Regions from separate parts of the Homo sapiens genome. Here region 1 is linked to region 2. Evidence: chromatin loops called from intact Hi-C (ENCODE). Cell type or tissue: heart left ventricle. All regions are shown on one strand. Links, peaks and the distances in the headings refer to the core of each region. The heading gives the core; the rest is flanking DNA.

Evidence for each region. Hi-C counts contacts between places; a loop is a spot of excess contacts. Peaks named below come from ENCODE experiments on the same cell type or tissue, not always from the same donor. Only the 100,000 strongest peaks of a DNase experiment are listed, where the experiment ranks them.
Region 1: a loop joins it to region 2, with 2.0 times the contacts of the local background. A loop is called at or near these places in 5 of 110 quality-filtered maps.

The regions. Positions count from the first base shown.
Region 1 is chr18:49,590,670-49,602,084 of GRCh38, reverse strand. It overlaps LIPG (lipase G, endothelial type), which reads right to left. Exons shown (of 10, transcript NM_006033.4): 10 at 2,900-11,415. Among named protein-coding and RNA genes, the nearest start is that of LIPG, 34 kb to the right of the region's middle. In heart left ventricle, for the core only: no CTCF peak of the experiment used is centred there; no DNase peak of the experiment used is centred there; H3K27me3 peaks cover 1,036 bases.
Region 2 is chr18:49,723,811-49,735,225 of GRCh38, reverse strand. All of the region lies in intron 3 of LOC105372112 (a long non-coding RNA gene), which reads right to left. Among named protein-coding and RNA genes, the nearest start is that of ACAA2, 84 kb to the left of the region's middle. RefSeq lists enhancers at 7,952-8,695, 8,696-9,441, 10,697-11,415. In heart left ventricle, for the core only: a CTCF peak has its summit at 6,476 (motif pointing right); DNase peaks (open chromatin) are centred at 5,368, 6,475 and 8,825.

The sequences.
Region 1 (11,415 bases), core at 2,296-10,295, 130 kb after region 2:
GTGCTTGTAAGGGATTCTCTGATGGGCGGGTTGAGGTAGGAAAGATGATGTCTCCCGATAATAAGCTCAGGTAAGCACAGAGCAGCTCTGGTCTGTCTTACAAGGCAGGAGGAGCATTACATGACCTAGCGGACTCTGCTAAGTGAAGAGTGCATGCCAGATGCTGTCCTGCCCCTTCCCCCACCCCCAGCCTCTCCCCTCTCAGTAAGCAAATGTTGAAGAAGTATTTTAAATATGGGTCTGAATGCAATACAATTCATTATCCTGCCTCACTCTATATTCAGTACAACACAGTGATTAAAAACAACAGTTTTGGAGTCAGAGGACCTGGACTCAAATCCTAACCACCACTTACATTTGCTAAGCCTTGGCGTTTCAGCCTCTCCAAGACTCCGTTTCCCATTTGAAATAAAGGAAAGAAAAACTGGCCTCACACCAGTACACTGAGGATTAAATGTGATAGGACTGAAAAGGGCCTGGCTTCATGCTGGACACTCCATGACTTCCAGAACCTTCTGAGCTTACCTGATAGCTGGAGCGTGTCCAGGACTCAGTTCATAGATTCCTTCTCCTTGCACCTCCTGTTCCCGTAGCTGCTCCTCTTTCCAGGTGGCGTCCCTTCCCATCACAGGAGGAAATTCTGCTGGTAAAACATCTCCAGGCCATTCTTCATGAATGTGTGTGATACTGGTTGTCCCTAGAGAGCCAGTTGGGCAAGTTTGGAAATCTTGGCAACTACCAATCTCCCACCAGCCTGATGCATGAGAGAGATTATTTCTTCACTGTCCATTTTCTTATGAGAAAGTGTTGAAATGGATGCTTTCCCAAAGAAAGCAGGCGGTCCCCACCTCATAACAGATGAATATCCAAATTTCTTCCCCAAGGCAGGTCATAGAAACCAGAACCCCTTTCCCCCAAAGCCAGGCATGAAACCTAAAGATATCATATACTACTCGAATCTCCCCATGCCTGTCTGTGTAAGAGCTGGCCATAAAGGACTCATCTGACCTACCTTGTCTAATCATATTTCTACCTGAGAGGAGAGAGAGACTCACTAGAGGAGTCATCAGAAAGGCAAATTCTTGCAGTGCTTGTAAGGGAAGGATACAGCTCAGGCTTTAGTATCCATGAACCCAAGTTTTAATCCAAGTTTTTTCACTAAGATGCCTAGTACCTGCCACTTACCTCCTTGAACTCAGCATTCTCCTCTGCCAAGGACAAATACCTACCACATAGATTATTGTAAAGGTGAAATGAGGGAACATAGGTGAAAGGACTTTATAATACAATTAATGTATTCATCATTATTTTACAATTAAATTTACAAAAAATATATATAAGTATCTCTGCTCTATAAAGTGAAGCTCACTGACATGAGGAAGCCCAAGACTGCTTGTTTTAAAACTTTTTTAGAGACAGGGTCTTGCTATGTTGCTCAGGCTGGTCTTGAACTGCTGGGCTCATGCTATCCTTCTGCCTCAGCCTCCCAAGTAGCTGGGAGGGTAGTCATGAGCCACCACGCTTGGCCAGCCCAAGTCTTTTTTGAAGGCACTATTCTAACTTAAAAAGGGGGGGGCACATACCCTTGGGACAGAATAGGACAAGATTTATGTCAAGATGGAAGACGCAATGTTGGTTAATGTCTGTGGCAAAGGAGTAATTAGGAAACACATCTGTTAGATCTTGTTCGCCCACCCCTTGGTTCTGTTCACTTGGTTTCATCAACATCCACAGGTGAATAAAAATGTTTGAATACCATAACGTTCAATTTGATCGTACCTCTGGTACAATTTCCTCTGACTTCTCATCTCCCACCTCTGCCCCCATTGAACAGGAATTAAGAAAAGCTACAAAGTCGTCTTGTCTACCTTCCTCATCAGGGCTCCCCTCCAATGCTGTGATCCCCTATTCCCAGTGGGTGAGCCTCTGTTCAGCTTCCCTTGGCCCTATACAAAAAGTCTCCTTCTTTCCCGCTCTCTCCTCATTGTGTCATCCAGGTCCCTGCCACACTGAGAAGGCGGAAGCCTGCCAGGTACTTTCTCCCCCTCCCACTGTCAGCTGGATTCCCTCAGTGATGTGAGGTGTGAGAGGGAAAGCCCCTTGGACTAAGGCAAGTGACTTGGACTCTACACCATCTGGGGCCACTGACAAACTGCTTCTCTGTTTTTCCCATCTCTCATACCTGAGCCTCCCGGGCTGCCTGAAGATTGATAGTTACAATCTTTTAAGTCCTTGCATTATTTGCAAACTGATTAGGAAATAATCATCTGTCAGGTTGGATTCCCCAGGAACACTGTCTGAGATGGAGATTGCATGCAGAAGTTTATTGGGGTGAGTTCTCAGGACAAACACCTGGTTAGTGTGACCCACCTCCCCTAGCCCCTCCCCACCAACCAGGTGTTTGTCTTTGTGAACTTCTTACAGATGATACTAAAAGCAAAATCTCTAAAAGGACAAATGGATAAATTATATTTCATCAAAATGTAAAACTTCCACTCTTTAAAAGACACTAATGTGAGAATGAAATGACAAATAACGAACGGGGAGAAAGCATTTCCAAAGCATATGTCTGATAAAGAACTTAAGTCCAGAACTTATATCCATTACATAAAGAATGTCCAACACTCAATAAGAAAGCAAACAACCTCCCTCAAAATGGACAAAAGATTTGAACTGATACTTCACCAAAGAAAATATGTCAATGGCAAATAAATACATTAAAATATGCTCAGCATCATTAGTCATTAGGTAAATGCAAGTTAAAACACAATGAGGTACCATGATATATCTGTTAGCATGACTAAAATTGAAAAGACCGACGATATCAAATGTTGGAGAGAATATAGGACAACTGGAATTCTCATACATTGTTGGTGGCAATGTAATATGGTACAACCACTTTGGAAAACAGTTTGGCAGTTTATTTAAAAGTTAAACATATACATTCCATATGATCCAGCTATCCTACTCCCAAAAGAAATGAAAGTTCATGTCCATACAAGGATTCATATGCAAATGTTCATAGTAGCATTACTCTAATAACTCAAAACTGGAAACAACTTAAAGTTCATCAACAAGTAAACGGATAAACAAAATGTTATTTATCTATACAGTGGAATACTGCTTAGCAATAAAATGGAACAGATGACTGATCCATGCAAAGACGTGGATGAATCTCAAAATAATTATGCTGAGTACAAGAAGGCAGACACAAAAGAGAACATACTGTAGATACACTCCACTTATACAAAATTCTAGAAAATGCAACTAATCTACAAGGACAAAAAGCAGATCAGGGACAACCTGGGGAGAGGGCAGTGGGAAGAATTACAAAGGGGCACAAGAAAACTTCTGGTGGTGGTATGTTCACAATCTCGATGTGGTAATGCTTTCAGTTTCATGATGATTTCCTGTACCAAAATGTCAAATTATATGATTTACCTGTGTGCAGTTTATTGTGTGCCTGTTATAAGTCAATAAAAAGCTGTGAGAAGAAGAAGGAGAAGAGGAGAAGGAGAGGAGAAGGAGAAAGAAGCAGGGAGAAGGGGAAGGAAAGAGGAAGTCTACCTTGAAGGAGAGAGAGGCAGCATGGCCAGGCCTGATGGCTCATGCCTCTAATCCCAGCACTTTGGGAGGCCAAGTTGGGTGGATTGCTTGAGCCCAGGAGTTTGAGACCAACCTGAGCAACATGGCAAAACCCCATCTCTACAAAAAATTCAAAATGTAGCCAGGCATAGTGGAGTACACCTGTAGTCCCAGCTATTTGGGAGGCTGAAGTGGGAGGACTGCTTGAGCCCAGGAGGTCGAGGCTGCAGTGAGCAGTGATGGCGCCACCACACTCCAGCCTGGGCCACACAGTGATACCGTGTCTCCAAAAAAAATTAAAAAAGAGAGAGAGAGAGACAGCAGCCAGGGAAACAAACCCCAGGGTTGTGAAGCCACATTTCCTAGGACCTCTTTTTGGATGATATATATTCTTCAAAAAGAATCCTATATGGAATTTGGGGCAGCCTAAGCAGAAGGAAGAAGCTCTGTGTATCTAATAGAGGATACAGGATGAATAGTAAGACTGACATCTCTGGCAGGAAAATGAAAATGAATTATCTCCCTCACAATAAATAGTTGAGGCTTTGACTTCAAAACAAGCCCACTGAAGTTGCCTTGGGATAATAACCAGGGCAGAAGTAAAGATAATGTCATTTTAGCTTCTCCATTCCAGTGAGATAACCCTGCCTCTGTTCCTGGCCTCAGCCCTTTCTCATATGGCATCTGTCCATTGCCTCTGGCCATGAGCAATTCTTGTGAGTCCAAAACCATTTGCCTCTGGTGAAGGTATTAAACCACATAGCGTGCAGACTCGTCTGGGCTGAGATAATTAGCAAATGGCCCAGATAACTCTGCTCCCTGCTGCCCCAGCTGGCCTCTGGGCCTGAGCCCTCACCTGCTGAGACCTGTCCTAGCTTCCAGAGTCTTCTTGCAGCCCTTTCCCTCTGCACACACACACGCACCGGTATGATTTAAGGAAAGTCAAGGTTAAATGGTATGGATAACCACAAAGGTTTAGGAAAACAAATGACTTGAGCCCTGATTTATATTTGTTTGATTCTTATTCCTTTTATTTACATATTAGTCTTTTTTAGGAGAGGCCACCCCCAATCTATAGATAACCCACAGTTACAAAAGAGGGCACCGACACCTCTCTTCACCTCTCTATGGCAACCGTTGCTGCCATGGAAACCACTGGGCATACACGGGGAGGGACAAATACTGGTGTTTACTGAAAGGCTCTGTAAGTTCAGGAGGGAAGAAATGAAATCAACTGTGAAAATCAGGAATATTTTAGGGGCCTCGATTAGAAGAAAGATTCCCAAGCAGATCTAGCCTATGTGTAAGGTGGCTGCCCTGCTCCACTGTTTCTCTATCCCAACAGGAACCTTTCCTTTTGTTTCTTGGTTTTCGTTTGTTTGTTTGTTTCTGAGTTTGCTTGCTAGGGAGAGGAAAATTTCCTTTTGATTTGACCTACTGCCTCCATGCAAATCAAAGATTAATTTGGATTAACAAACGTCTTCTTTAAACAATGCAGACAACTCTGGACCAGGTAAAGGTCTACTAGCCATTGACAATGTGCATGACTTCAGTTCAGTTACAAGCTCCCAACAGATCCCTTGTGGAAGTCAGCTACACAGAATACCAGAGAGCTGGGGCTAAGAGAGTAGGAAGTCAAATGCATTTGGAAAATGGAGCACTTGAGGGATATGAGGGGGGGAAATACTTGGAGCTACATGACAATATGTCACAGGGGCCAGGAAAGGGGGCACCAGGGGACCAGGGCGGACAGAAAAGAAATGTGGATCTAATGGTCAGCAACAGAGGAACGGCTGACAAAAGGGTAATTGTCCACCTGCTGGATGGACATTTCTGTGGCCTTTTTTTTTTTTTTTTTTTTTTTGAGATAGAGATTTGCTCTTGTTGCCCAGGCTGGAGTGTAGTGCCGTGATCTAGGCTCACTGCAACTTCTGCCTTCTGGGTTCAAGTGATTTTCCTACCTCAGCCTCCCAAGTAGCTGGGATTACAGGTGCCCACCATCACACCTGGCTAACTTTTTGTATTTTTAGTAGAGACAGGGTTTCACCACATTGGCCAGGCTGGTCTCAAACTCCTGACCTCAGGTGATCCACCCACCTCGGCCTCCCAAAGTGCTGGGATTACAGGTGTGAGCCACCGCACCTGGCCCTAAGGAGTACATTTTATTAGCATTTTAGTTTATTTAATATTCATTGTTCTATTTAAATTTTCTTATTCTAATTGTGACGTTTTACATTTTTTCAGTTTTTATACAGGTTTTGAATTTATATTTCATAATATCTATTAGCATGATGACTTTCACATTTATACCTTTTATTCAGATGGAATTCATTTTTGTTTTGGGGGGGTTGATGGTTTTAACTTCTACTTTAGTTTCAGGGGTACGTATGCAGGTTTGTTATGTAGTTAAATGGTGTGTCACAGGAGTTTGCTGTACAGATTATTTCGTCACTCAGGTAATAAGCATAGTACCCAATAGGTATTTTGGAATTCATCTTTGTTGCGTGTTAAAATAGGAATCTAATTTTGTTTCTCTTTGTCAAATGAGCCTACTTTCTCATCATCCATCCATTCCTTTCCCAAAGACTAATAGGCCCCTTTTATCATACATAAAATTTCCGCATATATGTGGAAAGGATTTTATTTTATTCTATTCTATTTTATTTTATTTTGAGATGGAGTCTCACTCAGTTGCCTAGGCTGGAGTGCAGTGGCGTGATCTCAGCTCACTGCAAACTCCATCTCCCAGGTTCGAGCGATTCTTCTGCCTCAGCCTCCGGCGTAGCTGGGACTACAGGCACGTGCCACCACGCCCAGCTAATTTTTGTATTTTTAGCAGAGACGTGGTTTCACCATATTGGCCAGGCTGGTCTCGCACTCCTGACCTCGTGATCCTCCCATCTCAGCCTCCCAAAGTGCTGAGATTACAGGGGTGAGCCACCGTGCCCACCCAGGATTTTATTTTTGTCTCACACTGTCCTCTTATCAATTCAAATGTTTACAAAACACAAATACTTTCTTTTTTACCATGTACCTTTAACATTCACAACAACCCTGAGCAGTATTGTCTCTGTTTCTTAAATGAGCAGATAGAGACTCAGAAAGGCTGTATTTAGCCTAAAACTCACATAATGCTGGATGACACACCAAGAATTCTGATTCCAAACTAACTGCTCTTTTCCCAGATTACCTCCTGCCTGTTTAAGCACCTAGTTTCTTATATCTAATTTCATCTATTTATTTAAATATTCATTGAATACCCATGATGTTCCAGACACTATTCTAGCTTCTAAGATAACGGCAGAAAACAAGCCAGATAAAAATCTGTGCCATCAGAGAGCTTACATGGCAGAGGGCTCAGGGTAGCTCTGAACACAGAGGTGACACCTGAGAAATACCATATTTGATGACAAAGACTGTTCTAGTACCTACTTTGTATCCATCCTTCCAAGGGGTCTGGGGCTTCAGCTTGTTTGGAGAGTCAAAGGAAGTCCTGTGGAAGTTCCCCTGACTCTAACTAGTAACTGAACCCCCAAGCCAAAGAAGGCACTTGCAGTCATCCAGGCTATGACTCTTCCTTTGGGAAATTTCAACAATTTTCTTTACTATGCCAGAGACACCATTTTCTGCTTTCCTCTGACATCTGAACCAAGTTAAGAACTTATCTCTTATTGTCTAACCCAACTCCCTACAGCCATTATCAAGCCTGGTTTCAGAATGTCCTGGTAGAGATGGACAGTGGAGTTTCCACCATCACTAAAGCCCTTTATAAAGAGCTTCCTTGTCATTTAGAAATGTTTTCACACTTAAGACCAGAAATAAAGTCAAACTGATGTAATGCATTATACTTCATAGTCATAGATCAATTTAAGATTACTAAAAATTGACTACAGGATTTAATCATTTAAAGGGTACTCTGGTCTATCTCGCTGGCTTTAGCAGAGAAAAAACTAATTCCTGATAAACGGATGGCAAGATCCAATTTCCCTTTTAATAAATAGTAATTGGTAGGGGGAAAGGGGAAATAGGGACGGAATTGTTAAAAGATACAAAATTACAGCTAGTGGCTGGGCCCGGTGGCTCACACCGGTAATCCCGACAGTTTGGAAGGCTGAGGTAGGTGGATCACTTGAGGTCAGGAGTTCAAGACCAGCCTGGCCAACATGGTGAAACCTTGTCTCTACTAAAAATACAAAAATTAGCTGGGTGTGGTGGTGCATGCCTGTAATCCCAGCTACTTGGGAGGCTGAGGCAGGAGAATCACTTGAACCCAGGAGGCGGAGGTTGCAGTGGGCCAAGATCATGCCCCTGCACTCCAGCCTGGGCTACAGAGCAAGACTCCATCTCAAAAAAAAACAAAAAAACAAAAAACACCAAACGAAACAAACAAGATTACAGCTAGACAGGAGGAATAAATTCTAGTGTCCTATACCACTGAAGGGTAAAACTAGAGTTAATAAAATATGGTTTCAAGTAACTAGAAGGAGGATATTGAATGTTCCCAACACAAAGAAATGATACATGTTTGAAAGGATGGGTATGCTAATTATTCCAACATGATCACTATACCTTGTATGTATCGAAACATCACTATTTTCCCCACAAATATGTACAATTATTATATGTCAATTTTAAATAAATAGTAATTGGATCTTCAGCAGGGCCCATGGGCACCCTAAATAAAGACTGTATTTCCCAGCCTGTCATGTGACCATGGATTTATTTCTGGCCAATAGAATGTAAGCAACTTCTCAGTCATGTCTTTAAGAGGAGACTGTTCATCCCTTCCCTTTTCTGGCTTTCCATTGGCTGGTAGGGGACCCCTGGGCTGTGGGGATGCGAGGAATACCCCATGAATGGCACAGTGAAAAACTAAGAACCTGCAGCCCTCTTGGCCTGTAGAATAGAACCTTACTACCAGCTGGGACTTTAACCAATAGAGAAATCAGCTTCCCTCTGGTCTAAGTCACTGATATCTAGTTCCAATTCAACCAAACCTAATAATCTCACTAATGCTCCCCAGTGTCCAGCCATGCTCCCTGTTCTTCCTAACATCCACCTTCAGGCCTTCAAGCTGCTACAATTGAAATAATTTTTCTTCTCGTCTTCAGTGAAATGATGTTCTTGTTCTGGTTCTTTAGTGAATTGCTGTCCACTTCTGCTAACGATGAGTGTCAAATAAAGAATATGCCTTATATTAGAGTAACTTTTTGTCAGACTCTAGGTTGGGGCAGCTATATTCTTTCAAACTTTAAGAATTGGCCAGGCACGGTGGCTCACACCTATAATCTCAGAACTTTCAGAGGCTGAGGCAGGCGGATCACTTGAGGCCAGGAGTTCGAACCCAGCCTGACCAGCCTGGCCAACATGGCGAAACCCCATCTCTACTAAAAATACAAAAATTAGCCAGACATGGTGACGCATCTCTGTAATCCCAGCTACTCAGAAGGCTGAGGTGGGAGGACCACCTGAGCCCAGGAGGCAGAGGTTGTAGTGAGCCAAGATTGCCACTGCACTCCAGCCTGGGTGACAGAGAGAGGCTCTGTCTCAAAAAAAAAAAAAAAAAAAAAAAAAATTGAGTTGTCAGACCATTAAGAACTTTATAATTTTTTATTATTTTACTATTTAAAAATTTTAATCTTGAAATTGGTTAACCTTAGGTAAACACTAACCATATTTTTTTATATACATTATATACACGAGAAATAAATAGTCTTCCAAATAGCATTTTTTAAAAAGCATCATTATATACAATTAAGGCTTCAAGCCAGGTGTATAAATATACAACTCACTGAGAATTCAATTTGCAAAGCTTCCATTAGTAAAAACAGAAGTCAGAAGTGACCAGGATGTACAGCCAATAATATGGGTTGAGCAACCCTAATCCAAAAATCCAAAATCCGAAATGCTCCAAAATCCAAAACTTTTTGAGCACCAACAAGACAAAAAATGGGAAAACCCCTCACATAAGTTACCACAAACCATGCTTCATGTACACAACTATTTAAAATATCGTATAAAATTACCCTCAGGCTATGTGGATAAGGTGTAACTGACACATCAATGAATTTTGTGTTTAGGCTCGGGTCCTATTCCCAAAATATCTCATTATGTATATGCAAACATTCCAAAATCTGAAAATAATCTAAAATTTGAAACACTTCTGGTTCCAAGCATTTTGGATAAGGGATACTCAACCTGTACAAGCTTCGCTTTGGCTAGAAAGCAATCACAGAAACAAGAGAAGCACACAATTGGCTTGAGAACATATCTTGAAATAAGACTCAACTGGTTATGTCTTCAGAAGTTTAACAGTGATACAACTTTGGCACGATACAGATTAAAACAATGTCCTTAGAAAACCTAAGTACAAAGAAAATCATTCTTCCTCTCCTGCTTGGTGTCACACTTCCTCCCGAATCTCAGCCATAAAAAGTCCAACCGTTGGCACAGATGTTCTCCTGGTTATACATTAATAAAAGGGCTTAGGATTTTATGGATGGCTCTATATAAAAAAAAAAGTCCTTGTTTGTCTCACGTCTGGGGCATATTGGTGGGAACTGGCTGCAAAAGTCTTCATGGAGTTTCAGAGATAGACTTTGCCTCCAGGAAATCTGAGTCCTCTCCCTGGCTGCACCACTAACTAGTATATAAGTCTAGGCATGTGGCTGAACCTCACTAAGCCTCAGTTTTGTAAAATAGGGATAATAATAGTTGCCCTTCTCCCCCTACTCTAATTAGGCAATGCATACACAAATCTTTTGAAAAGTGTAAGTGTCTCAGATATTGTGTGTATTAATTCAAATCAAGATCTAGAATTGGTGGCTTTTCCAAGAAGTTCAACAAGAAAAGGCACTGGTATTAAAGTAAAATATTTCAAAGAGGAAAAAAAGCACTGTATTAAATCTTAGAACCAGCTCTGTCTGGCAGGTGCCGGTTTCTGTGTACACAGATGTGTATTACATATGTCATAACTTCTATCTCTCTAAACAGAAGAGATTTGCTCCAAAGCAGTTATATCTGGCAACCGGCCATCATTCTGGCCCCAGCATGAATGATACTCTGCTTGCTATTCTGCTAGTGATCAAACACGTCACTCATAGGGGAGGTGGCACATAATAACTAAGAAGGTGGCACATAATAACTAAGAAGAAATAGAAACCACTTAAAGCCTCAGGGTCCCTAATGCTTATATCCTATAGCCTCCCCCAGGCCCCAGGTGCCTTTCCCCATGCATATACACATACACCATCCAAACAGAAAGAGGGTCTAGAAATCCCAACTCCACTGGGTTCCAAATGGAGAGGCTCAGTAATATGTCCATTACCACATTCTAATTAATTTTAAGTGTTCAATAGACATTTGCTCAATTAAAAAATGAACAGAAAAATAGGAAAGCCAATGATGTGTGCTTCAGAGAGTGAGCTGGGGAGCAGGACGGAATGGCTAAGACGTAAGCAGTATGGTCAGTGCAACCCATGAGAACCCCAACAGCTAGGGCCCGAGCAAGATACCAGGCCTGCCATCCTGACATGAGTCAGCTCCTGTCGGAAGGACTTCTCACTGAGGCTCAAAGCAGGCTGAGCAGCTGACAGCCTTCTACACAGGGCCTCTTCGGAGCCAGCGTTCCTCGTCAGGCAGAGTACAGGCTCGCCCAGCAACTGAGAAACCAATCCAGTGTGCACGAGAGGCCCCAGGCACCCAGCTGCTTACACACAAATCTGGACTTGGTGCTCTGGAGGTGTGGACAGAGGTTTGGAGTTAGAGCTATTCAAGAGAGGCAGCAAGAGCTATAGCAGCGCAGTCCCCTCCCGCGAGGAGTCCCAGCCA
Region 2 (11,415 bases), core at 2,062-10,061:
AAAAGCCAGAAAACTTAATGATAATACCTTCAAATGTTGAGTTTTTTAAAAAAGACAAGAAGCTCTGAGAGAGAAAGTTGCTGGCCTGGATTCAATGGGTCAGTCATGTTCGGACAGATGTCACTGTGATTTTCTTGGCTTTCCCTCATAGTTACCACGAGGGCTGCCTCTGTTCTGGCCATCATGTTTGTATTTATAGCACACGGGAGGAGGAAGGAAAAATCCCAAGTTGGTCCTCTCAGTTTCATTCATCATGAAAGCATAAGGTTTCTAAAAACTTTCAACTTCTGCTTCTATCTCATGGTTAGAACAGGATCATGTGGCTATCTGCATGGAAGACTCATGTTCCTATCTGCGAGGAAGACTATGGGAGTAAATATTTAACAATTCTTGCATTGATGGTGAGAAATGGCAAGGGAGATTGGGGTTGAGAGAGCCTTTAGGGGTAGCCAATTATCAGTGTCTGCTTCATGAAATCTTAAAGAAATATGTTTAAATTTTCCACATGATGCTCTAATATGTAACCTCAGAGACACACCTTCAACAATGTTGCTGTAGCCAGAATGTCTTGGAGTGACAGAACCAAGAAAACTAAACTCCTAACTCTTTGGCCTGGACAGCTGACACTGAAGTCTTCTCTGGTTCCTCTCATTCTTGAGAATAGCTCTGGGCTCAACCATGGGGTGAAGGGTAAGCCTCTTGGATGCTTCAATTCATCAGATGTCAGCTGTGCACGACCACAAGCTCAAAAGGATAACCTTCTGCCCTCTCGACTTTGAAACCCCAAGACCCAGAAAACTGCTAGCCCAGCATCCCTTCTTTTCGTGCCACAGCCAAGAAAGCCTCCTCGCCAAAAACCACACCTTGTCACTGGGAAGGGCTCAAGAAAAGCTACTGGGAAGGAAACTGACCCCAGAGTTCACCCGTCTGGTTTCTAATAATAAGCTCTTTCAAACTCTCCCTTTCCTTTATTTCCATTTCCCAGTTTCTCTCTCACTTCTTCTTCTGACCCAAAATGGGTGTCATGAAGTGCCTCCAGTCCCTTTCCTGGTTTTACATCTTCAACAAGATTGATTGACATCCCTTTATCTCCTCTAGCTATGCTTGGCATTTTGGCTGGTGACTGCAAAGTGGAGTCTGTGGAGTACTCTTGGCATATTTCAAATGGTTGCAGATTTTCAGGTATTGTGATGGGGCAACATGGTCTTGTAGAAAGAGAACTTGTTGGGATGTTCAACTCCATCTTAACCAGTGGTGAGACTGTGGGCAAGTCGACAAGAAAAACCTTTGCGTTACAAAGGGGATGCGGGGAGGGGAACCTGGTTCTCCACCCCATGCAGGGTTCCAACAGGAAGTTACCAGTCTAAGAGAGCATTTCTGGAGGCAGCAGATTGCACTTGGAAAAACCTGCCATTGTAAGAAAGGTCGGTGCTCTTAGGGTCAACATTTTGCAGCCTGAGCTCAAGGGCCCACCATCCTCATCCTCAGAAAGAAAAGGCTTCCAAAGGTCAGAGCACCTGCCCATAGTTACATTGATAAGAGCCCAGGTTTTTGGTTATTATTAATTTCTTCTTTGATCACCATTCTCCATCCATGGGAAGGGTTAATGTATTCCTTCTCCACACTAACTCACTGACTCATTCAACATCTATTTATTGAATGCCTGCTGAATAACTCTATAAGCTATAAGTTAGCCCCAAGGAACTTACAATTCAGAGAGGAGACATCTGTGCCGCCAATAACAACACAATCAAATAATGACTGTGATGTTGGGGTAGCAGGTAGCTTATGAGTGGTTTGGGTGGTTGAGCAGGGGTTGTCCACTTGGGCTAGGCCCTTCCAGAAGGGCCTTGATAGCATCTCTAGGGACAAATGATGTCATTCTAAACAGAACCCTCAATGGGCAAAGTGCTGAGCACTGTTGACTGATGGGAGGGGAATGGACTATTCGGTCTGACAGAGTGTCCCTGGGCTTGGCCCTGCAGAGCCTCCTATTTTCTCAATTTTACACTTTCTTGTCATTAGGTCCCCTCTTCCCCCTTTCCTCCACAGACTGTATGAAGGATTGTGAGAACATAAGAGGAGGAATACATAGGTCTCCCAGGAAGGAGCAAAAGGTTCCAGAAGAAGTAGCCCTCTATGTGAAGTGTGAGAACAAGAAGTCACGGTGACGGTGACAAGGAGGAGGCCTGGCAGGGTGTGGTGGCTCATGCCTGTGATGCCAGCACTTTGGGAGGCTGAGGTGGGTGGATCGCTTGAGCTCAGGTGTTTGAGACCAGCCTGAGCAACATGGTGAAACCCCATCTCTACAAAAACATACAAAAAATTAGCTGGGCATGGTGGTGTGCACCTGTAGTCCCAGATACTTGGGAGGCTGAGGTGGGAGGAGGATCACCTGAGCCTGGGAGGTCGAGGCTGTGGTGAGCCATCATAACACTACTGCACTCCAACCTAGGCAACAGAGCAAGATCCTGTTTAAAAAAAAAAAAGGAAAAAGAAAAAATGGAGGCCTTCCTGGGAGAGAGAGCAGCATTGCAGAGACATGGAGGAGGAGAGGGTTAATGTGTTCCAAGAATAGCAAACAGTTTAGTAATGCCCAGGCATCAGGGGCTGCAGGGCTGGGTGGGCAGGAATGCAGGAGGGAGGCTGAGCAGCTCAGCCAGGGTCATATCAAGGGTCTAATGAAGTCTCCCCATATCTGGTCCTATCTCAGTTTTCTGAGCCCGACAAAGTAGACGTAATACTTTCTTATTCTCCATATAGAAATCCTTAGGTATATAAACACAAATGCCAAAGCCCAAAAATATGCATTTTAGAATACTCAGCTCTTCTCCAAGTTAAAAAACCCAGGGTGGCCTATATGGCCAAATGGCCCTGAGCTCATCCCCTGAGGAACTGATTCAAGCTTCTCTACAGGAGCCACTGTGCACAGGCAAGAACTAGCCTGTGGCGAAGGAAGCCAAACAGCCAGTCACCTAAGCAAGGTCAACAAAGGCTGGGGGAAAGCAGTCATTGCTCAGTAGTGTCTTGCCTCCAGCCTCACTCTCATCATTCAGAAGCCTGCTCCAGTGTCCCCTCCCCTTCATAGCTCCCTCACCTCCCCAGACTGAATTCCTTCTTCCTAGGTATGTTTCTGGGCCTTGCATGGACTTGCATAAGTACACATATCACTGTGTCTTATGGTTCACTTAATAACATGTTCTGAGTCTGTAAATTCCTTGAAAGCAGGAACTATGTCCTAATAATCTTTCTCTCGCACAACATAACACAGGGCTTGGTATACAGTAGAAATTCAATAAATATTTATTCAACTAGGCTGAACTTTGGGATCTGGCAAGAGATGCATTAGATGACCATGACGATCAAAAGAACCATGGCTGAAGAATAGGAGTGGAAAATAACTACCGGGGGATGGCCGATTTGGCACCCCAGTGCCAAAGCTACAAAGAGAGAAAATCTGACTCAAATTCGTTATATGAAAAGAATTTCTCATGACTAAAAAGTCCCGGGAGAACTTCAGGTGAAGCTTGATCTGTGAGCTCAAACAATATTACCAGGATTCAGTCTGTGTCTCCTGTGTTTATTCTCTGGGCTGTCTTTATTCTCTGTCTCTATGTGGGGCAAGAGTTGCATGGCAGGTCCAGGCCCTCACTGTCCAGGTTTGTGCATAGCTAGAAAGACCATGTGCCTTACTCTCAGTAAGTACAGGAAAAGTGGCATTGATTATCACCAGCTCTGCTGAAATACTTTCCACCCGGAACCAATCACAGCAGCCAGGGGAATGGGATATTCTGATTTTACAGCTGTAAGATAAAGATGATGGCCAGTCTGCAAGTACTGTGCTCATGGCAAATCATGTGACTCACTCTCTGGTACAAATGGGCCCCCTGCAAGTTTAAGCAGGGGACTGTGGTTCAAGAGTCATTATCAGGCACCCCAGCTCTGCCCGTAATTAGCATGTGAACAGGGCAAGTCACTTCACACAGCTTCCCAGACTTCGATCTCCTTATCTCTGTGGGACCCTCTCCAGTGATCTCTCTTGGAAAGATTACTTGCCAAGCTCCACCCTTCCAGCAACAGCACCCTGAAGGCCTGTCTGCCCTAGTTCCTACCTTTGCCCCAGCAGCTCCTCTGGCCATTCCCACCTCCAGCCGCAGGTGTCTGACCACAGATGTCACCTGAGCCTGGAGCCTGGGCATTTGCATTTGGGTTTCTGTCCCTCTGGATTCCAGGAGTCACTGCCCATCCCAAAGGCCTCGGGCCCTGAGGAGCACAGCCTCACGCAGGAGAATTTCCAGGTGAAGGAGGCTTTATTTACACAGCACCTACACTGAGCCACTGGAAAATTGTCTGAGATTTTTTTGACTAAGGAGCAGACAGAGGGAGTGCAATAAGTTTGAGAATGTCAGGTTTGATCCAGGAAGACACCAGACCATGGGAGGCAGCAACATGCAACAAGCTATATTCGGTGGCACTTGGACAGTGTGGAAGGAGACGGTGTGTCCCTCCCGGCAAGGGGCCTTCTGCAGCTGGCAGGCAAGACCACCACCCAGAAGGGGAGTAGGGCTAGGGTTGGGGAGCTCCTGGGGAAGAAAGGGGAGTTGTCCGGGTGATGTCCCTCCACAAGGTGGGGAGTCCCTGGGTCCAAGAGCTCTGAAGGGCAGCAGCGATGTGGAGTCCTTCACAGCCACAGGGTTTGTCTTATCCATGGTCAGCAGATGTTGGAATATGCAAAATAGGTAGGCTCTAAATGGCCAGAAATACAGATGCTCCCCAACTTACGATGGGGCTGCCTCCTGACAAGCCCATCATAAGCTGAAAATGTCTAACCCCATGGAAGGTCAGAGAGCGTACCGAATGCACAGTGCTTTTACACCATTGTAGAGCTGAAACATTTTTAACTGAACCATTGTAAGTCAGGGACCATCTGTATGTTTATTTGGATGATATTCCAAGCAATTGGATATGTAAGAATTTGAGTTTAGCACTGGCTGGCTTTGGGCTAATGGTCCTAGCCTGCTGTGAATAAATGAACAAGACAGGAACATGTTAGGCCAAGCCACTGAGGCCACACTTGGCCCGTTCACATAACAGTGAGATGCAGCTGAGCGAGTATGTCTCCCAGATGTGGGTCCCCCACCAGCCAGGCATGTGTAGAACCCCCATCAGATAAATTGAAATTATCCCCAGAAAACTCAACCCTCCAGGGCCTGAGGAAGTTCCCACTGTGATTTTCTTTCAAGGAATTAAGTAAACAATAATCCTTTAAGTATGAGTGGAACTTTATCTTTTTCAAAGCCCTTTCATATTTGCTTCTTGCAACACCCTCTGACAGAATCAAAATAGGAATGCCCCACGCCCCCACCCTTCACAGATGGGGACATAGGCTCAGACATGTGAAAAGGACACTTGGGAACAGGAACAGGCACAGCCAAGACTGAAAGCTGGACTCCTAAACTTCTGACTGCTCTATTTTGCCAAACCACTAGGGAAGCAGCTGGAAATTGTGCTCATTGAGGGCGAGAGAGGACAGATCAAGACTATTTTCTGCCCTGCGTTCCTGAATTGCACAGACTGACAAAGATTTCATGATCTTGGGCCATGATCATGAGCCATTTGCTCCCTTTTTTTTCTTGAGATGGAGTTTCACTCTGTCATCCAGGCTGGAGGGCCGTGGCACGATCTCAGCTCACTGCAATCTCTGCCTCCCAGATTCAAGCCATTCTCCTGCCTCAGCCTCCCAAGTAGCTGGGATTACAGACACGCACCACCATGCCTGGCTAAGTTTTGTATTTTTAGTAGAGACGGGGCTTCGCCATGTTGGCCAGGATGGTCTTGAACTCCCGACCTCAGGTGATCTGCCCACCCTGGCCTCCCAAAGTGCTAGGAGCTAGGATTATGGGAATGAGCCACTGTACCTGGCTTTTTTTTTTTTTTTTTTTTTTTTTTTAATGAAATGGGGCAGTTCTTACGGAGTTTAAAGAGAAAGTGAGCTGGGTGTGTTGGTTCATGCCTATAATCCCAGCACTTTGGGAGGCCAAGGCAGGTGGATCACAAGCTCAGGAGATAGAGACCATCCTGGCTAACACGGTGAAACCTCATCTAAAAATTAGCCAGGTGTGGTGGCACACACCTGTAGTCCCAGCTACTCTGGAGGCTAAGGCAGGAGAATTGCTTCAACCCAGGAGGCAGAGGTTGCAGTGAGCCGAGATCAAGCCACTGCACTCCAGCCTGGGTGACAAAGCAAGACTCCATCTCAAAAAAAAAAGAAGAAAAAGAAAAAAAGAGAGAAAGTAGTATCAATGTCTTTGCTTTGCCTCACCCACTGTCTCAGCTAGATGTGTCCCTGAGTAATTTAGGCGTCTCACAGATAGGGGAATGGAGGCCCATGAGAGGAAGTCTCATCCAAGGCCCAGAGCAACTGCAGTGCCTTTTCCCCATCGGGCTTGCTCCAGCCTTTGGGCCCTAGGGGGCGCCAGAAAGCCTCACCTTTCCCAGAATCTATGCTGAGAGGAGAATGTTGCCACCAAAGGCCCAGTGGAGGCCATTTGGCCTCCCCCTCTTCATGACATTGTTCACCCAAGTCTCTGCAGCACCCCAATCCTGGGACCCTCAATATCAGAACTCAGTGCTCTAGGGGCCCAAGAGCGGCCTGGCTTCCCTGCCCCACAGGAGTTTAAGGCCCATGGGCTTCTTTTCCCAGGAATTCCTTCATTGCTCCAAAGCCCTTCACCTTTACCAGGAAATAACTCTCCAGGGTGGCCCCAGACACTGCCACTGGGATGCCCCAAACTCTCTTCTGGAAGCCACTCCTCGCACTACCGAGGCCCAAGGGTATTCACCCTGGCCCCGACTTGCTGCTGTCATGTGGCCAGCCATTTCCAGAAATGTTCTGGTTTGAGGACCGAAAGGCCCACGTCCCGGGAAACCCCTCAGTCCTGTGTAAACTGGGACATTGGTCACTGTATTGTCATCTCCCTCATGGTAGGTCGGCTCCAGCCCAGGGCTCAGCCCAGTTCTTGGATCCCAAGCACGGATTTTGATTATTACTCCAAACCATGGGCCAAGTAAGAGGTTCTTTCTGCTGATCTGTAAGGGTCGGCAGGGGCCTGCCCTGTGCCCAGTTCCGCCCCTGTCCAGCCGAGGAAACAGACTTAGTTATTATCTTAGCAAACAAGGAGAAACTGTGTGAGTGAAATAGGATGGTACCATTGCCAGAGTAAATAATAGTAACTGTGTTAAATCTCCAACAAGCACCAGGTTCAACACTGGGAGCTTTGCGTCGACTCTTGCATCTAACCCTCACTGCAAACTACGAGGTAGGTCTCTTCCATGCTGGTTCTACGGATGGCGACTTGGCAGCTCAGTGATCATCAGCTTGCCTGAGGTCACCCCGACTCTAAGGGCACAGTCACAAGCTCTTTCAACCATGTTACCCTGGCGCAGGAGACAGGGCATCTGGCTTCTCATCCCAACTTTTTCATTAGCTAATTACATGACTTTGAGGGAGTCCCTTGGGACCCCGGAGCCTCCACTGCATTGGATAAATGAGAGCTCTAAGCAAGGTGCTCTCCAAAGTCCTTTTGTGGGTAGCTTAGTGATAGAACATGGGCCCTGGGCTGAGATGGGGTTGAGTCGAATGTCAGTGCTGCCACTTACAACACAAGTGGACAGGGACAAGTTACTTAACCGGCCTTCACCTATAAAATCAGGAAACTACCTCCAGTCATTTGTGGTAAGGAGTAAATGAAATGAGGCACCAAGGCTGGTGTTTATGAAAACTTTTTTTTTTTAAATGCCAGCTCTTATTGTTCCAGCTCCTACATTTTAGGACATTGTGTCTCCCTACCCGACCCCCTTTCACCAAGTCCTTATAACAGATCTATATTGCCCAGAATGCATTGCACGCAGAGCTAGAGAAAACTTCTCGGCTGGGCTTGGTGGCTCACACCTGTAATCCCAGCACTTTGGGAGGCCCAGGCAGGAGGATCACTTGAAGTCAGGAGTTTGAGACCAGCCTGCTGGCCAACATGGTGAAACCCTGTCTCTACTAAAAAATACAAAAAAATAGCCGGGCATGGTAGTACTTGCTTATAATCCTAGCTACTCGGGAGGCTGAGGCAGGAGAATTGCTTGAACCTCGGAGGCAGAGGTTGCAGTGAGCTGAGATTGCGCCACTGCACTCCAGCCTGGGCAAAAAGAGTGAGACTCCATCTCAAAAAAAAAAAAAAGCGATAATTTCTTGATTCTTTTTCTCAAATATGCTTCCAGAAAATGGAAAAGACGTGTCCATGGGAAACAGAGAGAGGTGGCCCACAGAGATGGAGGGGAGCAAAAGAGTTGGCTGAGGCCTGACCCAGAAGATAGGAGCCCATGCTCACTGTGGCCAGTCAGTTTCCAGACAGTTACCATGGGAGAGTTGGTAAATCTTCCCTTCTAGGATTTCAGAGCACTGACCTGCCTGCCAGGCCCAAGTCTTAAGATCCAAACCAGGAATGAGCTGTTACTATGGAAAGTGTGATTTTTCTGCAGGATTAAGAAGCCTTCACACTTTTTCAGTCACATCAGAATTGCCACCCCTGGGAGGGATGCGTCGGATAATTTGAACCAGGTGCAGACTTCGTGGCCTGTCTTTACGGGGCAGACACTCATACACAGATTTTGTTGGCTGTGCCATGGACTGTCTTTCTTATTTTCCTAACCTAGTCAGGACTTTCTTCCAAACTTCACAGACAGTTTCGAGAAGCCACACACACTGCCTGCCAGGAGCTGAGCAGAAGCTGGGAGGCCCCGGTGGTAGAAATGCGTTCCAGCGTCACCGAGCCAGGCAATCGCTGCGGCCTTTGGGTCTGCTCCCCTCCAATAGGAGCAGGACTAGCTTTCTTCCAAGGGATCAGGAGATCCTCCCAGCCAATGCAAGGCTGGACCCCTGTGACTCACCCTCTGTGTGTGGCTTCTCAAGCAGATTTCCCAGGACAACATGAAAGGCTGATAGATTATTACTATCTGGTTTCATGTTCCTCCTTTTGTTAAAATTCCTAATATAAGGAAGTGGAGGTGGGGGACTGAAGGAAGTCTCACTTTACAGCCCGACCCCCACTCCCTGGCAGCTCAGCTATTGCTGGCCCTCCAGGGTGGCAAGAGACAGAAGTGTATTTCCCAGGACCAAGTCAAAGAGCTCTTCCCTCTTCATCTCTCTTCCCTTATCAAGGGTGTTAATCTTACTGGAATTCACTTCAGTACAGCAAATGGGGCCAGATGGTAGAGGGGAGGAAATGACCCCAAGGTGTCTTGCCTATAAACCTTCCAGGGCCCTTGGAAACTTCCTGGGGGCACTCAGCCCGTCAGGCCCCCAGGAACTTGTACCAGGTCACAAATTCCCAACCCCTGGGGATGGAGACTGAGCCAGGAAAGGTGGGCTAAGTGAGAAGGTAGAATGAACCCTCTTACCCCTGCTCCAAGATATACTTTTTAAATATTTTCAAATTATTTTTAAATGTTCTTTAATTATTTTTAAATGTTCTTACTAGGTATATTCAGTGGGTGTTTATTCCTCTCCTTCCACCCCTAAAGCTATTATTAAATCTATGAGGTATCTGATAACTGGTTATGGATGAAAAGGTTGACATAAATGAATAAGGAAGAAACAGATATTCCCTGTATGTTACCATTCAATATCCTTTTTTTTTTTTTTTTTTTTTTTTTTTTGCCATTTTCTTCCCATCAGCCTTGGGTTTTAATGGTTTTTATCTACTAATTTTTAAAATAATCTTTTTTAAATAATTAAAAATAGCAACTTGTACACCAATGTTTATAGCAGCATTATTCACAATAGCCACAAGGTGGAAGGAACCTGAATGTCTATTGACAGATGAATGGATAGATTAACTGTAGTCTATCCATATGATGGAATGCTATTCAGCATTAAAAAAGAATAAGGCTGGGTGCGGTGGCTCACGCCTGTAATCCCAGCACTTTGGGAGGCCGAGGCGGGAGGACCACGAGGTCAGGAGATTGAGACCATCCTGGCTAGCACAGCGAAACCCGAAACCCTGTCTTTACTAAAAACACAAAAAATTAGCCGGGCTTGGTGGTGGGTGCCTGTAGTTCCAGCTACTCAGGAGGCTGAGGCAGGAGAATGGCATGAACCTGGGAGGCGGAGCTTGCAGTGAGCTGAGGTCGTGCCACTGCACTCCAGCTTGGGCTACAGAGCGAGACTCCGTCTCAAAAAAACAAACAAACAAAAAACAAAAAAGAATGATAAATTCTGATTCATGCACCACCATGGATGAACCTTAAGGACATTATGCTAAGTGAAATGAGCCAGACACAAAGGCTAATACTGTACGATTCTGCTTATATGAGGCTCCTAGAGTAGTCAAAGTTGCAGAGATAGAGGTAAAATAGAAGTTACCAGGGGTCGGGGAAAGGGGGGATGGGGGAGTTTTTGGTTGATAAGTACAGCATTTCTGTTTGGGGTGATGAAAAAGTTCTGGAGATGCATGGCAGTGATGGCTGTGGAACATTGTGAATGTCCCTCGGTGCCACTGAACTGTACACTTAAACATGATTAAAATGGTAAATTTTATGTTATATACATTTTACCACAGTAAAAAAAAATTTTACAGATAAAATTATTCAGGATTCCAAGCTGGTGACAGCAGAGCATTAAACCAAGCACAGGGTTTTCTGCTTGTGCGGCCCACCACGGCACAGGTCGCATGCTTGTGAAGACACCTGCCTGTACCTGGCATTGGGGACAGCAGCAAATCAGACCTGGCCCTGCCAGCAAGGAGCTGGAAATGGAACCAAACCCCGAGACTCTTCCTGACACTGGCCGGGCAGGAAGAGCTCCTGACCAGTGTTTCCTGACCTGGGTTCTAAGCACAGAAAATGCTGGAATTTTCGCATGTAGCCTAACTTTTGTGAAACACTCTTTCCTGACACATGACATTTCATATAGGTGAGGCAACTTTTGGTATTCTTTTAAAATAGAATTGCAGAATCCTGGGTAAATCAAGGGTTCCATCTCGGAGCTAGGTCTCATCATCACTTTCACCTTTCTGATGTTCCCTCCCGTTAAGATGAGAATCAAACAAGAAAATGCCACATCATGGTTCCTAGATGAGCATCAGGTCAATACAAATAGAAGCCACTGAGATCAGAGTGCAAATGGCACTGAGAGGTGGTCCTGGGGTGCCACAACTTTGACAGGGTGACAACTACTGTTGACTGAGAATGTGGGAGGAGGTGAGTCAGACGGAGAAATCACCGATAAAGAACAATGCTCAATTGTCCGCTGACGCCTCCCTTCTGATAACATCTCACTCTCGAAAAGGCTCAGAGTTTCTCTTTGCAAATTACTAAGGAAAAGGAAGAACCTCTCCACTTCTGGGCAATTTTCCCATCTCTCCT